Linked DNA regions of Mus musculus: all the other regions are linked to region 1. A link is a loop called in an ENCODE intact Hi-C map of the cell type or tissue named here. Cell type or tissue: heart. All regions are shown on one strand.

Region 1 (5,000 bases):
TGGGGCATAGGGCCAAGAGCTCAGAGCACTGTGCTGAGTGTAGAGGAGTCCTCTGAGCGCACAGGCTGCGCGGGAGGAGCCCGCTTGACCGGGCGCCGCGTCTCATCTCGGTTCTGCCACACATAGCGGATCAGATAAGCCACTACCAGTGTCAGCCAGCCCCCCATGGTGACTAACAGGGCCACATCCGTGCTCCTTCGGGTCCCACCTCGTCCTGTCCCACACAGCTCTTCCTCCCTGGTGAGCAGAAGGAACTCGTGTCCCACGAGATCTGGTCGGGCTTCTGGACCACACACAATGCCTGTCCCGGAGCCTGGAGCCAACCTGACGTGCCTGAGCACTTCCTGTAGGGCACAGTCGCAGCGCCATGGGTTGGCAGACAGGTTCACTTGGATCTGCAGCCCCACGAAGGCTGCCACAGGCACAGATGCTAGCTGGTTGGCAGAGAGGTCGAGGTGGCGCAGAGTGCCCTCCAGGCCCTGGAAAGCAGCCCCTGAGAGATGAACAAGAGCGTTATGAGACAGGTCTAGTTCTTCCAGGGCAGGCAGGTGCTGGAAGGCACCAGCTGGCACTGATGCCAACTGGTTGGCGTCCAGGTAAAGCTTTCGGGTGTCGTTGGGGATACCGTTGGGCACGGCACTCAGACCAGCCCGGCTGCAGCGGAATGTCTGTTCCCCGGCTTCTTCTGCTACGTAGCAGCCCTGGGGCAGTGCCAGGGGGCGGGGCACAGAGCCCCCGGTGCCAATCACCAGCAGGAGGGGCAGGAGGCGAGGAGCTAGTAGGGGCATGGTCGCAGATAAACATAATCCTGGAGTGGAGGAGAAGCTGGGGAATAGACGAACCTACGACAGAAGAGCAAAGTTAGAATTCTACGTCCCACTGAAACTCGCTCCTGCTAGAGTCCCTCAGTGGACCCTCTCTGGACCCAAGCCTGTCCTTTCAGGGCTCTCTTAGCCCAAGGTCCATTGGTCTGTCCGACCGTCCCTCTGTCTGTCTCTGTCTCTGTCTCTGTCTCTGTCTCTGTCTCTGTCTCTGTCTCTCTCTCTTCAACAGGACCCCGGGGGAAGGAATCCCTTAGACTTGGAACGTTTGGGTTCTATTGATTCTAGATTAATCTGTGAGGTCCTTCTGTCCCTTTGCCCTGCTGAAATGGGCCCAAGGGGCCTGTCCAAGCTATTTCTTCTGCTTGAATCTTCATTTCCTTCGTTGAAATAAACATTTTTGTCCTCTAAGTACCTGTATGACTGCCAAGGGAGGCCAGGTAAACACCAGGGAGGCGGCCTGGCTGGCACTCGTGTCACAAGAGTGACATATTAGCGATAGATCCCAGGTTGTTCAGAATATACAAGTAGGTAGCGGGTGCCTCTGGCGCCGCCTTCTGTGCACATCAACTCCCCCTTTTCTGAAAGCATCTACCCCATCCTGCTTCAGCTCCTGGATTAGCTCACCTTCCCACCTCTCTCCCTTCTCCTTCCTGCCTCTCACCCTGGTTGGTGGCAGAGTCCTCTCCTGTGCTCCTGCCTTTTTTCCGGAAGTAGTCCCCCTGCCAGTGGGCTCTGGAGACCCGTTTCTTCCTTCAGAAGTCCTGTTTGCTTCAGCAGCTGAAAGCTGTGACCTGGGGCCCAAGAGTGTAGAGTTTCCTGGCATATGACTCTAGGCCCCAGGTGTCAGATACCTGAGCCATGGCCTGGCCAGGCAATGCCAAGAGAGAGCAGATCCCAGACCCTGATGTTCGGGAGACAGGTCTGGATTCCATTTCCTGCCCCAGGCTTTCCTCTCATAACTTAGCAGTTGCTATCTCCTATCAGCTGCGAGAATGGCCTCCCAGAACCTCCTTTTCTTGCCCAGAGCCTGGCTGGCCAAAAGGATGGTGGTTTGGTTGCCCTGGGTGCAGAATCCTACGATTCCCTCTCAGCAACTTGCAGCACAAGCCCCCTCCCGCTATTTTTTTTTTTTTTTTTTTTTTTTTTTTTTTTTTTTTTGTTCTCTGTAGGTCCCTGGTACCGACCCGGTCTTTTCCTCATCTTCAGAGGATGCCCCTGAATCTTCACAGGGCCAACCCTTCTGACCACCAGGAGGCGCTGTGGTTTAGTCTCAGTTTGCTGTTGTAGATGGTCGCTCTAGGAGTTGAAAGCTCTTTAAGTCTGATGTGGTGAATTGTTTTCCTGCCAACTTTTCAGTACTGAACTAGAGGCCAACCCAGATGTTCTTGGGCTCCCAGGATGGCAATTTGAATCCTTCTTCAAGCCTGAGACTGCGATGACTTATTCAAGGACCCTTCATCCTAACGATTGTTTGCAGGGGTCCCACCATTCTTCTACATCCCTTCTCCTGATGTCCTGGGGGTGGCCGGAAGGAAGGATTTGAACTCCGGAGAGTGTTTTGTGTCTATGTCTGAGCCCTTGTGAGTGAACAGTGGCAGAATGGAGGGGCTCCGTGCAGAATGGACGTGAGCGAGCTTGTGGCAGTGAAGTCCAAAAGCTATTGTTTTCATTACATTTTCCAGAACTGTCTGACTTGACTTTATGGTTGCAACACCAACACAGGTTTTCCTGCTCCACTCACCTGCTGTGTTTTGCAGCGACAGGGGTGACCCGAAGTCATGGGTATGGATGTAGATCAGTTGTTCTCAGCCTATGGGGTCACACCAGCCTGGGGTGGGGGCGGGTCAATCGACCCTTTCACACGGGTCACCTAAGACCACTGGAGAACAGATATTTACATTGCTATTTATAACGTAACAGTAGCAAAATTACAGCCATGAAGTAGCAATGAAATTAATTTTATGGTTGGGGAGGTCATCACAACATGAGGAACTATATTAAACAGTCGTAACATTAGGAAGGTTAAGAGCCTTGTTGGGTTGTTATAATAATTTAATTAATTAGTTAATTAATGTATATGTTGATGTAGTGCCTCACTATGTAGCCCAGGCTGACCACATACTGTGTAGTCCAGGCTGGCCTTGAACTCACACTTTTGCTTTCTTAGCTTCCCAATCTTTGCTGGTTTTTTTTTTTGTTTTGTTTTGTTTTTTTTTTGTTTTTTTTTTTTTTGGTAAGAGTTTGTGTTTGACCAGACACATAACTGTAGAGTCTGGTGCAAAATAAGATGTGAGTGAGATAGCCAGGCATGGTGGTGCACGCCTTTAATCCCAGCACTCGGGAGGCAGAGGCAGGCGGATTTCTGAGTTCGAAGCCAGCCTGGTCTACAAAGTGAGTTCCAGGACAGCCAGGGCTACACAGAGAAACCCTGTCTCGGAAAAAAAAAAAAAAAAAAGATGTGAGTGAGGCCTTTTGTTTATAAACTTAAGAATTTCAAGATTGTAATAGCAAAGTGGCAAACCCAGCCCCAGGTTTCTCCGAGCAATGATGTGGCCTTCCTGGAACTATGGACTCTATGTGTCATGAGACTGCCCCGTGACTTACTTTTGAAAATGCAGTTTTAGAAGTGTGATGGGGTTGGGACCAGAGAGTAGGGTACCAGATATTATCACCTCTGAGGATGTACTCACCTCTGACTCATCCCTGTGATGTTGGTAGGGCATTTCTCAGGTTCACATCTGTCTGAAGATGAGGTGAGATCTCTCTCTCTCTCTCTCTCTCTCTGTCTCTTTCTCTCTTTCTTTCTTTCTTTTTTCTTTCTTCCTTTCTCTCTTTCTTTCTTTCTTTCTTTCTCTTCCTTTCACATTTGTTCTGTGTGAGTTGCTTTTGAGTTGAGGGTAGACACTCTGCCACTGAATGCTTGGACATACATTTCCGAGCCTTCCCATCCTGCCGTTCTCTCACCCTGTCAGGGAGATTAGTCAAGGTTCGGGGGGGGGGGGGGCTGAGCCTGTCTGCTGCTGGAGAGTTATCTTCATGGACGAGGTCATCTGCCAAGGCAGAGTGGGACTGGCATGTGCCACAGGGCAGCTAGAAGAGCAGCTGTCGATCCACCCACGGGAGAGGCCACCTGGAGCTGTGGTTGTGGTTAATAAAGAGAGGCCAAGTACAGGGCTCAAGAAATGGGAGATCCAAGGGGATGGGAAACTGTGCTTAGGGCGATGCACACTGACTGCATCGTGGAGACTGATAGAAGTCAGAGGCGAAGATGTGCTCGGCCATTTTAGACAAAGATGTATTGGTATTATTTTTTTTAAAGTGTGTGCATGTGTGTGTGTGTGTGTGCACATGCGCACTTGCACACCTGTGTATGTGTGTGTGCTGGGGAGTGTGTCCACTTGAGGATGGATGCCTGAAGAGAATATCAGATCTCCTGGAGCTGGAATTACAAGTGGTTGTGAAATTCTGGACAGGAGTGCTGGGAACCAAGTTCTGGTCCTACGCAAGAGCAACAGGTGTTCTAAGCACGGAGCCATCTCTGTACCCTCCCCCACGTGGTTTCCTTGTGCAGTGAGGGCTTCCTGTCAGCCTGACGCTCAAGTATGTGAGGTGAGGAGTGAGCTGAACAGACCTGGTTCTAAGGTGCTGAGTCTGTAGTCGATGGTTCAAAAACAGTCTCCATGTTGGACTCTCTAAGACTGCTTTAAAAATCATTTGTGTGTGTGTTCATCTGGAATAATTATGTCATATTTTTCATGCGTTGACTCTAGACACTAGTATGTTTCCAACGTTCCCCAGGAATTTCTTCTTCTTCTTCTTCTTCTTTTTGGGGGGAGTGGGGTGGGGTTTGAGACAAGGTTTCTCTGTGTAGCCCTGGCTAGCTGAAACTCAGTTCGTAGACCAGGCTGGACTCGAACCTACAGAGATCCTGCCTGCCTCTAACTTCTAGGTGCTGAGATTCATGACGACCCCTCAGCATCCCTGGGAATTTCTCGTGTGAGCCTGTGTTATGACTTACAGTCAGTTTAGGGACTACAGACATGTTGATACATTTCTTCTCCATACATTAATGTGATGTTTGCCTTGATTACATGTGTGTAAGGAGCTCGAGGCACAGATAGACACTGTGGCAGTACCTGCCCACTTCCAGCTTGGTATCCAGCCCTCACCTCCCTC
Region 2 (5,000 bases), 250 kb after region 1:
TGCTGTAGCTGGGGAGGGTGGGGGTCGGTGCGGTGTGAGCGTGTGAGTCTATGTAAGTGTGTCAGAGTGTCAAAGATGCGGGTGTGAGTGGCAGCGTGTGGGAGGACTGCGTGTGTGCGGGGGAGGGTGTGGGTGTGGAGGAGGATGTCAGAGACTGTCAAGGTGATGGGCAGGCGGGTGCCAGCTTGCGGGGGGGGGGGTGGTATGCAGGAGAGGGGCTTGAGGCTGTGAATGTGAGAGCAAATTCCGGGGGGGGGGGGGAATGAGTCCCTGCCACAATGTACCCAGCATTCACGTGTCTCTTGCCTTTTCTCCGCAGCTACTGGGGGAGGGGACAGAATCAGCCCAGGGGCAGGGTTGGGGGGCTGCCTTCCCCGTACACGTGCTATCACATGTGTGGGCTTGGTGCGTTGGGGAACAGAGCTGGGGGTGTGTGATCATTCTGAGGTGCCAGTCTCTTCTACAGAGGTGTGTGTGTGTGTGTGTGTGTGTGTGTGTGATGGAGAAGAGGGGCTACTTTGTGGGTTAAGTACCCTTGTTTATCTGTCCAAGCCCTTGAGTCTCTCCGCAGGAGCTGGCACTACCCTCTCTGAGGCTGGCGAGGACTGAGTGCCTCTCTGTAGTGCCCAGAAGGGGTGTGTGTGTGGACCTGTGCCTGTCTGTGCCCTCCTGGGGTTCTGTTTGTGTTGGCTGTCCTCTCTTCTGGTCACTCTTAGGCCAGGAACAGCAGGAGCCCTCCCCACCACACCCGTAACTCCACAGGCAACTTTTCCACTCCTAGCCGGGCACTCTGGCCCCAGGGGTAGACTGAGAGGCCAATGGAGTCTTATGGAAATGAGGTCAGGGGCATGCTGTTCTGCCCCAGACTCAGTGCCCTCTGGGGGAAGAGAGAGAGAGAGAGAGAGAGAGAGAGAGAGAGAGAGAGAGAGAGAGAGAGAGAGAGAGCGCATCAGGGGCCAAGCTTTGCTCTTGGGAATAGGATGTTCTGGTGGACAGGCTCCATGTCCTCCAGCCTAGGCCTGGCCACAGTTTGTTGACTTACATATTTTCTGGGGTGCTGTCCCTGGACATGGGCATCTCTGCCAGTTCCTAGCTTGGCCCAGGACCCCTCTTCCAGATGGGGTGTGGTGAGGAATGGCAAAACCCAGCCTGTTGTTATGTTGGGAGGATCAAGAGAGTCGCTGGGCAGCCTTTAGGTCAAAGTGGGGGTAGGAGGCTGGAGTTCCCCTGCGCTGGGGTCGCTGTGAAAGGGTATGTGGTGGGTAAAGGAGGCAGAGGACAGGGATGAGGCTGCGACCCCCAATGGTACCTCAGTGCCCATTAGAAATTTCTGGGAACCACTGGTTTGTCCTAAACAACCAGGAAGGATTCTCCCCATGGTGCTAGGGAGATGGGAGCACAATTTATTCCCAAAAGATGGACTTTTGGGGACAGTGGGTGATCTTCAGTTCTTTGTCCAGCTCTGCCCGGGTGTGATGCCTCTGGATCCTCAACCCCAGAGACATGAAAGGGAGGGAGGGAAACACAGAGCAGAGGAACACAGAGCTAGGAGGGACGGAGGGTGGGGGTGGGGGGGATTGGTCACAGAGAGAGCAAAAAGAAGAGGACCCATGTGAGAGATTAAGAGACAAAGGGAAGTAGAGGGGACAATGCCTTATGACAGAAAAGCAGGAGACAGAGATGGAAAGAGAATAAAAATAGCTCCACATTAAGATAATTGCAGCTCACAGCTCTGCCCTCCGTTAGGAATTAAATGAGGTTTTATTACTTTGATTTTTCTCTCCTGGATCCTACGCGACTTCTCAGGAACTTGGGGAAAAGTTTTTGCGGTGGGCGGCCAGGTGGCGGAGGCTGCGTGGGTGACAGAGAGGAAAGGAACAGGGAACTGGGGAGGGAGGGCCAGGGGCAAGGAGTGGGTAGAGGCTGATGGGGGTGGCAGAGCCTAGCAAGAGGTGTGGTGGTGGTTGGGGGACTGGACAAACAGGTGGGAGGGCTGAGAAGCCAGCGTGACTCCCATTCACTTCGACTTGGAATTAATCATATGCAAATGAGATGTAAAAATAATATACCACTCCTGGGTTATTATGCTTGAGTTAGAAGAACAGGCAGCTAAGTCCAAAGAACAATTTCAAGACCTCATTTGACTTAATTCCTGCTCGCTCAGACTGACAAGGTTGTATAGTGGTGTGACCGACCGGTCCCTCCTCGGGTCTGAGCACACTGCCTTGAGGTTTTCTGATATTTACTTTCTTCTTCTTCTTCTTCTTCTTCTTCTTCTTCTTCTTCTTCTTCTTCTTCTTCCTCTTCCTCTTCCTCTTCCTCTTCCTCTTCCTCTTCCTCTTCCTCCTCCTCCTCCTCCTCCTCCTCCTCCTCCTCTTTTTCTTCTTCTTCTTCTTCAAGCAAGAGCCACTACATGTTCCTTCTCTGGAAGACAACTCTGGGAAGGTGCTGTGAGGCCTTTGCCCTCCTTTGAGGAGGTGAAAAAGTACAATCGGGTCTTTTCCCTTCCTCAACCCAAGCATATAAATTCACACGGGGGCGGGGGTGGAGGGGGTGGGGAGGTGGGGCGAAGAGTCTGTCAGCCCCGGATGGTCCGGAGCGTCCCGAGTGAACTTAGACAGTTTCTTTGTGTCTCCTCGCTCCTGTATATTTCAAAGCCCACCCTGTACAGTGGTTGTGATGATTCAACAGGATCAAATTTTAAGCCCCAGTGCAATTCGGGATTTCAGGTAGTCTTCAAGCGTTTAGTCTTCCTCCACCGCTTTAAGAGATGAAGTTTTGGGAACGGCCAGCAGGTGGCGGAATCGGCCAGGGTTCGGGCTGCAGCACCGCTGGCTGGCAATGTGGGTCTGCAGTTAGGCATCAAGCAGGTGACCTTGGCACCCACGCACCCCACCCCACCCCCAGCAGAGCTGGAACTGGAAGGAGCGGCATGTGGCAGCTGAAAGGAAGGCCCCAGGAAGTCTTGGGGAGCAGCCTTAGAGAAGCTGGGGAAAACTAGCTGGGTGCACAGGGCCATCTTTGCCTGCGATTGGGAAAGGGAGTAGAGAGAACAATTCAAAGAAAAAAAAAAAAAAAGAGGGCAAGGGCATTCTCGGCCAATACAGTGGAAAACAGTCGTCTGAGGCTTATTCATCTACTAGCATCTTTTCACCATTCAATATAATCCTATCAGAATCTATGCGCTTAAAAGAAAACACTTTACAAACACAACGTAACAGCGCTGAGCGTATGTTGTAATGGAGTTTTGAACTGTGTTTAAAGATTTGTTTATCTTTATTATTTATTTATTTATTTTATGTATGTGAGTACACTGTAGCTGTACAGATGGTTGTGAGCCTTCAAGTGGTTGTTGGGAATTGAATTTTTAGGATCTCTGCTCACTCTAGCCAACCCTGCTCGTTCCAACTAGCTCAGGCCCAAAGATTTATTTATTATTATACATAAGTACACTGTAGCTGTCTTCTGACACACCAGAAGAGGGCATCAGATCTCATTTTGGGTGGTTGTGAGCCACCGTGTGGTTGCTGGGATTTGAACTCAGGACCTTTGGAAGAGCAGTCAGTACTCTTACCCACTGAGCCATCTTGCCAGCCCAATCTGTTTACTTTTAATTCTGTGTATAAGTGTTTGCTTGCTTGTACATCACTGACATGCAGAGCCACAAGAGGGGGACTGAACCCCTGGAGATGGAGTTGTAAGCTGGCATCTGGGTGCTGGGAACCAAATCCTGGTTCTCTGCACGAACAGCAAGTGGGTTTTTTGTTGGTGGCAGTTTGGTTTGGTTTCAAGACAGGGTTTCTCTGTGTAGCCTTGATCGTCCTGGAACTCGCTCTGTAAACCAAGCTGGCCTTGAACTCACAGAGCTCTGCCTGCCTCTGCCTCCTGAGTACTGGGATTTATCCATGAGCCACCATGGTCGACTCATAAACAGCAAGTGTTTTAAACTTCTGAGGCATCTCTCTAGCCCTGGTTATTATTTTGAGACAGGGTCTCACTGTATAGCCTTGGTTGGCTGGAAACTCACTATGTAGATCAGGCTGGCCTCGAACTCCTGGAGATTCTCTTGCCCTCTGCCTCCTGAGGGCTGGGTTTTGTCGTGAGCCACCATGTCCAGCTGAAAAGTCTGTATTATAAGCATGTGACTGTCTCTACCACCACACTGGGGAGGAAAGGTCGCTTGCTCTGCCTGGCCCAATCTCCCTCTGTACTGGTTCAATGTGAATCAAGGCTCTGTTTTAAAGGTTTGCTATGTGTATGTGTGTTTTGCCTGCTTGGGAACCACCTGCATGCCATGCTAGAGGAGGTCAACGGATACCCCAGGGTTGCAGACGTTGTAGGCTGGCACGTGGGTGCTGGGAATCAAACACCAAGTGCTCTTAACTTCGTGTGTGTATGTGTGTGTGTGTGTGTGTGTGTGTGTGTGTGTGTGCATCATGTCAATTCAATGTCAGCAGAGGCTAGACAAGGGTGCCACATCCCCTGGATGGCATTACAGACAATTGTGAGCCACCATTTGGGTGCTGGGACTTGAACCTCTGAAGTAGCAGACAGTGCTCTTAACCTCTCCGAGCTATCTCTCTAATCTAGAATCAAAGCTCTTAGAACACGATTTTAATGGCACACGGTTTTAACATGTATCCTCCACACCATGTATCTTTCCGTTGGACTCTGAGGTACTGTGGGGGAGATGAACTAAGGAGTGAGTGAATAAACAAACATAAGCTGTAGACACTAACAAGTTTGTTATTGAGTTTGTCTTTTGTTGTTTTTTTTTGTTTTGTTTTGTTTTGTTTTTACACTCCTATTTGGAGCGTTTACTTTCCTGGACAGAGTTAGGCCCTGTAGGTGCAGTTTCTCATTTAATCTTCTAGGATAGTCCCATTTTATAGATGGGACAACTGAGGCTTCAGAGGGCTTCAGCAGCTTTTTCCCGGAGCCTAGTTCAAATAAAAGACAGTTCTAGCTAGCATGGTGACTCATATTTGAAATCCTAGCCG
Region 3 (5,000 bases), 140 kb after region 1:
AACAGCTCTACCGCTGACATGCTTGAGGACTTAGAGCAGCAACTCCTTCAGCGCAGAAGAGGATGGAGAGCAGCCTAGCCTTGTATGTTAGAGTAAAGCATTTAAAAGTAGCTTTCCCTTAGTCAAAAGCCAGACATATATGTGGACTTCCCCAAGCCCACTCCCTCCCAAGCAGAATCAGCTGCGGGAGAGAAAGGGAAGACAAGGAGGCCTTGAACTCTTTTTCCGAGGAGATGGGGGAGGGGGTATTCTTTCCAGCCTAAGTTTCCCTAGCTCCAGGGACCAGTGTTGCCTTAAAGGGGTGATGAGCCCAGCAAGAGAAGCCACCCGACACCTGCAGACTTCCCCACCCCCAACATCACTGCACAACCCAGGCCACCTGCAAGTTTGAAGGACCCAAACCTCCACCTGCAAGCAACTGCCACCTGAGGGCAGGGAGGCCAAGGACCAAGTTCCTCTCCCTCCAACCCATCCTTAAACCCCCAGGGCATTAGAGTCCAGACTGCCAGGATTGGCCCGAGGTAAGTGGTAAAGTGGGATGGTTCACCCAGGCCCTAAGTTCTGCCCCTGGAGCATCCCCGGGCAGACGGTTGTTTGCATAAAAGCCAAAAGCCACTGCACCTGGGCTGGGGAGGCCCTCTAGGGAGGTGCTCCTTGGCTTGGGGGAAAGGGGGAAGGAAGGTGTCATGGAAAGTCCCTGAAGGACACGGGTGTTGAGTTTGTTGCGGTTTTGTTTTTAACTCTTGTCTTGACCTGTGAAGTCTGCAGCTGCCTCCCTGCCCCCAAATAGCAGAGCTTTCCCCCCATATGTAACAAGCACAAGGAAAAAGGTCTCCGATGGAAAGAACGGAGGTTAGAGTGCCTGTGAGTGATGTAACCTGCCACCACCGCCACCGCCGCCCCCTACCCAGTAGTGAGGGGGCAGGAAGCCCCAGAATCTTTTTCCCATCAACCCCACCACCACCCCTCTGCCCCCTGGCCCAGAAGAGCAGCCCAGTCAAATAAACCACAGCTCTGGATGGGAACCAGGGGGGCACGTGCTACCTCCTCCCCCAACTTTGTCCCACCACCAGCTCAAGCCCCATCCCACCCCCACTGGAATGACATTCTCAGCCTTTCCTGTGTGTGTTTTAGGGAGAGAGGACCTCAGCAAAGCTCTGGACAGCTTGGGTGCTGGTACTCATATTCCGGTCTCAGTCTTAGCCTCACGACTTGCTGTGTGACCTCGAGTGTTTCACTTTCTGGACTTTAATTTTCCCTGGAGTCGTGAATCTTTCCGATTTCTTTGGGCTGGGACTCTAAGCTCAACGTCAACCCCATTGCTCTAGTAGACTCTAGAGACCTGTCCTCTAACAACAAAAACAAACCCCGGGGAGAGAGAATCCTGTTCCCGTTCCTTTCTCTACACCTCGGGGCTTCTAGAGGGTGGCCACGGGAGGTGAAGAGTGTAGCCTAACATTCTCGCAAGAGGTCACTTTCTCAATTGTCTGTAAGGACAGAGAGGTACCAGGCTCCTCCTGACTCTTCATCTGTGGGAAGCTCTGGATGTGGGGGTTGGGGTGCCCTACACCCCTTTCTCAGGGTGGATACCGATTCCTGGGGTCAGGGAACCTAGGAGAGACAACCCAGGAAGGGCTCCGGAGAGGTGAAAGGGTGAGGTGCAAGGTGGGAGCCAAGAGGGTGAGGGAAGGGGCAGCTATATTTCTGAGAAACAGCCAGGCGTCCCAGCAGCCTGCAGATTAACCCGGAGCCTGCGGCTTCACAGCTCTCCCCTTCTGCCGCCCACGCCGCCCAGCGCCTCTTGGGGGTCTGCAGCCTCGACGGGGCGGTGGCCGCTGCGGACACGCAACAGATCTGGGGACCGCGGAATGGAGCCTGGGGGAGGAGGGGGCGGGGCGGGTGGAAGGTAAGTGCAGGAAGGCGTGGGTCGCGTGACACCCCAGGGGTCCCGAGCGCCAGACCCCGCCTGCCCGCAGGTACCGCCCTTGCCCTCCCCACCCAAGTCCTCCTCTCCCAGCAAAGCGGGATCCAGAAGTGAAACCGCCAGGGTCACAGCCCAGCGCCATCGCTGCGCCGCGCCGCGCCCCGCCCTTCCGGGCACTGCAGCGAGGTAGGAGCTCCCCGCGCCCCTGAGCGCGGCTTTGAAACGGGGGAGGGGCAGGGGAACCTCGGGAGGTGTCGCCTGTAGTTCCAGGAATGGCCGCTGGGTGACACTGCAGCCGCGTGGCTGGACTCGCTCGGGATCCCGGGGGGGGGGGGCGGGGGGGGCGGGGGGGGGCTCGCGGGGCGCCAACCCGAGGCTGCTGCGCGCACCTGCCGGCACGGCGCTGCGCGGGGAAGGATTCAAGATGTGATGTCGCTGCAGACCCTAGGAAGGGTCCAGGGACCGACGGCGAGTATTTGGGTCCTCGTTCAAAAAAAACGTCAGGTTGTCAGCAATTGTGTTGTCGTGCAGGCGAGTTGGCCGCAGGAGGGCAGCCATGGACACCGGATCACCTTGCACACATCTGTGTGGGTGGGACTCCCGGCGTGCATGCGCTCTCCAACTCCAACCCGGTCTCACCAGCCTGGAGCCTCTCTTTATTCACTAAACCCACTCCAGGTCCCTTCACCACCCCGTCGTCCAGTGGTGAGGGGTTGCAGGAAGAATACCAAGTTCATCCCTTAGACGCGTGGGACTGGGCGGCTCTACAGCTTGGGAGGAGGGAACCCAAAACTGTGAAATCCGTATAGAAACTGATGATTGTGAGAGAGCAGGGTAGACCAGGGTTGGCGGAGGTTAAAATATGCTGGAATCCGACGGGGAAAGTAGGCAGGTACCCAGAAGGAAGGGGTTCTACCGTGTGCCAGGCCTTAGAAACTGGCAGGTTAAAGGATGCACAAGCCTTCCATAATCACGTGTGCGTGGTGTGCCCACAGCACGTCTCACTCCCACACAGCTTTTCCTCAACTCCAATCACAAGGCCCATTTCCAACCACTGATACCCTGCCGCTGAGCCACTCTGAAAGCCCTCAAAACTATTTATTTATTTATTTATTTATTTATTTATTTATTTATTTATTTATTTATATGGAAGGTCACAGGCCATGATACATGTGTAGCAGAGGAAGTCAGAGGACAACTTGCAGAACTAGGGTCTCTCCTCCCACCAGGTGGTAGATGCCATCCCTCATAGCTCTTAGCACCCCCCCCCATCCTCCCCCAGGGCTGGAAAAGATGGTATCTACGGTCTGCAGGCTGGACTGGCCGTTTCTAACTTTCTCTGTGACCCCAGGTGGGTCACTCTTTCTGAGGCTCAGTTTCCTATGTGTAAAGTGGAAGGCCTGTCGATCTCAGGGATTCTGACCTGCTAGTTGACATAGAAGGGGTGAGCTCCCCTGCCTGGGACTTCAGGTGCTGGGTTTTCTTGGGGGGGACAGATTAACTCCTCAGACAGGCTTAAAGGATGACTCATCTTGGTCCCCCAGTTACTCGTGAATATATTTTTACAGCGAGTTTGTGTCATTTCGCTGTCATGTCTAAATTTCTTGTCATTTCTGTCACTGAAGTAGAAATTGAGCTATCCTGTTTCCTGGTCCAGATTTTGATAACTGTCTCATGTCAACTCATGTGTTCTTGTATTTCTGGGAAATGAGTTTGATGGAATCAAAGTTGTTTGATTTTTTTTTTTTTTCAAAATACAATCTACTTAGGATTCACATTCTAAAAACTGTTCTCCAACTGGAGGAGGAGGTGCAGGTGTCGTTGGACGTGCGTTCTTTTAAGGCTCCCGTTCAGTGAAGGGATGAAACTCTGGGAAAACACAGCCTGGCTGAGCAGTGGGCACACTTGCACAGTACAGAACTCACTCTGGAAGTTGAAGGACGGGCTGGAGAGAGAAGACAGACTCGGGGCTGCGTGTCCCTTCCCTTCCAGGCTTTCTGAGTGAGGGAGACTATAGGGACAGAGAGCAGATCTGGGGACTGCAGAGAGGGCGAAGAGGTTGGTAGAAAACAGGGGCGTGAGGGAAGTGAGACCACTCTCCCCTGTGGCATCCGTCTGTCAGTCAGGACTCATTGTCCACCAACTGCTGACTCGTCTTGCTTTGGTTTGTGGAGAGAAGGGAGGTGGTGAGACAGGGTCTCATACAGCCCAGGCTGGCCCTGAACTCTTCTTCCTGTAGCTGCTGCCGGAGTGCTGAGATTCTAGGCATGCATCACAGGTCCCAGATCTAGGCTGTCAGAAAAGCCCAGTCCCTTGGAGGAGGGGGACTGAAGAGATGGCCCAGTGGTTAAAGGCATGTACTACTCTTGTGGAAGACCTGAGTTTGGTTACCAACATCCATATCAGCACACAGCTGACTCTAACTACAGCTTGGAGGGATCCAGCGCCCCCTTCTGGCCTCCTTGAACATTTGCGTGCACTCACACACATACTTATATACACACAGACATAATTTTAAGTTTAAAAAAAAAATGAAAGAAAAGCACCATTCCTTGTTATTCAGTGTCCATTCATCCATTTAACCAGTATTGACTGACACTCCAGGCTGCGCCAGGATACCTGCTAGGATTTGGACGCTCTCTGGCAGCTGACACCATTTTTGTCCTCAGGGTATATTCTAGTTGACCAAGACCTTCACCTCTGCTGGTTCTCTGACATGTTCTTGCCAGACAGGACTCACAGATGTATCAAAAAATAATCTTTATTGCTACTGGTATAAAACAGAGCAGATCAACTGGCCTCTCAGTCTGTACAGATTACGGGTGGGGTATGAGACCTCCTGGGCTGCCCCGCTCCTCTCATAATGCCCCTCACTGGAACAGTACCTCAGGAGCTCTACCAAGGGGACAGGACCACAATGCCTCCCTTGGGGACAGGAGTCAGGGATGGACAGGTTTAGGGGATGTTTCACTGGTTGAGAGAGGTTTTTAAAAAATGGGATAAAATTGGGGGGAGGAGCTCTTCCACTGTTTACCACCCCACCCACCTGCACCGAGTCCACAGAACAGAAAGGTGG

Evidence for each region. Hi-C counts contacts between places; a loop is a spot of excess contacts. Peaks named below come from ENCODE experiments on the same cell type or tissue, not always from the same donor. Only the 100,000 strongest peaks of a DNase experiment are listed, where the experiment ranks them.
Region 2: it touches region 1 in a loop (5-fold over the local background); 6 of 42 quality-filtered maps call a loop at or near these places.
Region 3: it touches region 1 in a loop (3-fold over the local background); 4 of 42 quality-filtered maps call a loop at or near these places.

The regions. Positions count from the first base shown.
Region 1 is chr11:98,594,607-98,599,606 of GRCm38, reverse strand. Lrrc3c (leucine rich repeat containing 3C) reads right to left here and starts at 1,316. Exons shown (of 2, transcript NM_001195544.1): 1 at 1,237-1,316; 2 at 21-842. The coding sequence starts at 788. The coding sequence ends at 21. In heart, CTCF peaks have their summits at 1,830 and 2,065 (motif pointing right); DNase peaks (open chromatin) are centred at 126 and 2,076; H3K4me3 peaks cover 470 bases; H3K27ac peaks cover 623 bases; H3K27me3 peaks cover 1,706 bases.
Region 2 is chr11:98,343,247-98,348,246 of GRCm38, reverse strand. It overlaps Gm38970 (a long non-coding RNA gene), which reads right to left. Exons shown (of 2, transcript XR_880194.2): 2 at 4,388-5,000. Among named protein-coding and RNA genes, the nearest start is that of Ppp1r1b, 2.7 kb to the left of the region's middle. In heart, a CTCF peak has its summit at 2,791 (motif pointing right); a DNase peak (open chromatin) is centred at 2,876; H3K4me3 peaks cover 1,438 bases; H3K27ac peaks cover 606 bases; H3K27me3 peaks cover 2,981 bases.
Region 3 is chr11:98,455,041-98,460,040 of GRCm38, reverse strand. Grb7 (growth factor receptor bound protein 7) reads right to left here. Exons shown (of 15, transcript NM_010346.2): 15 at 4,668-5,000. It also overlaps a transcript of Mien1 not described here. Among named protein-coding and RNA genes, the nearest start is that of Grb7, 11 kb to the right of the region's middle. In heart, CTCF peaks have their summits at 2,332 and 4,384 (motif pointing left); DNase peaks (open chromatin) are centred at 2,150 and 2,520; H3K4me3 peaks cover 1,801 bases; H3K27ac peaks cover 1,649 bases; H3K27me3 peaks cover 2,064 bases.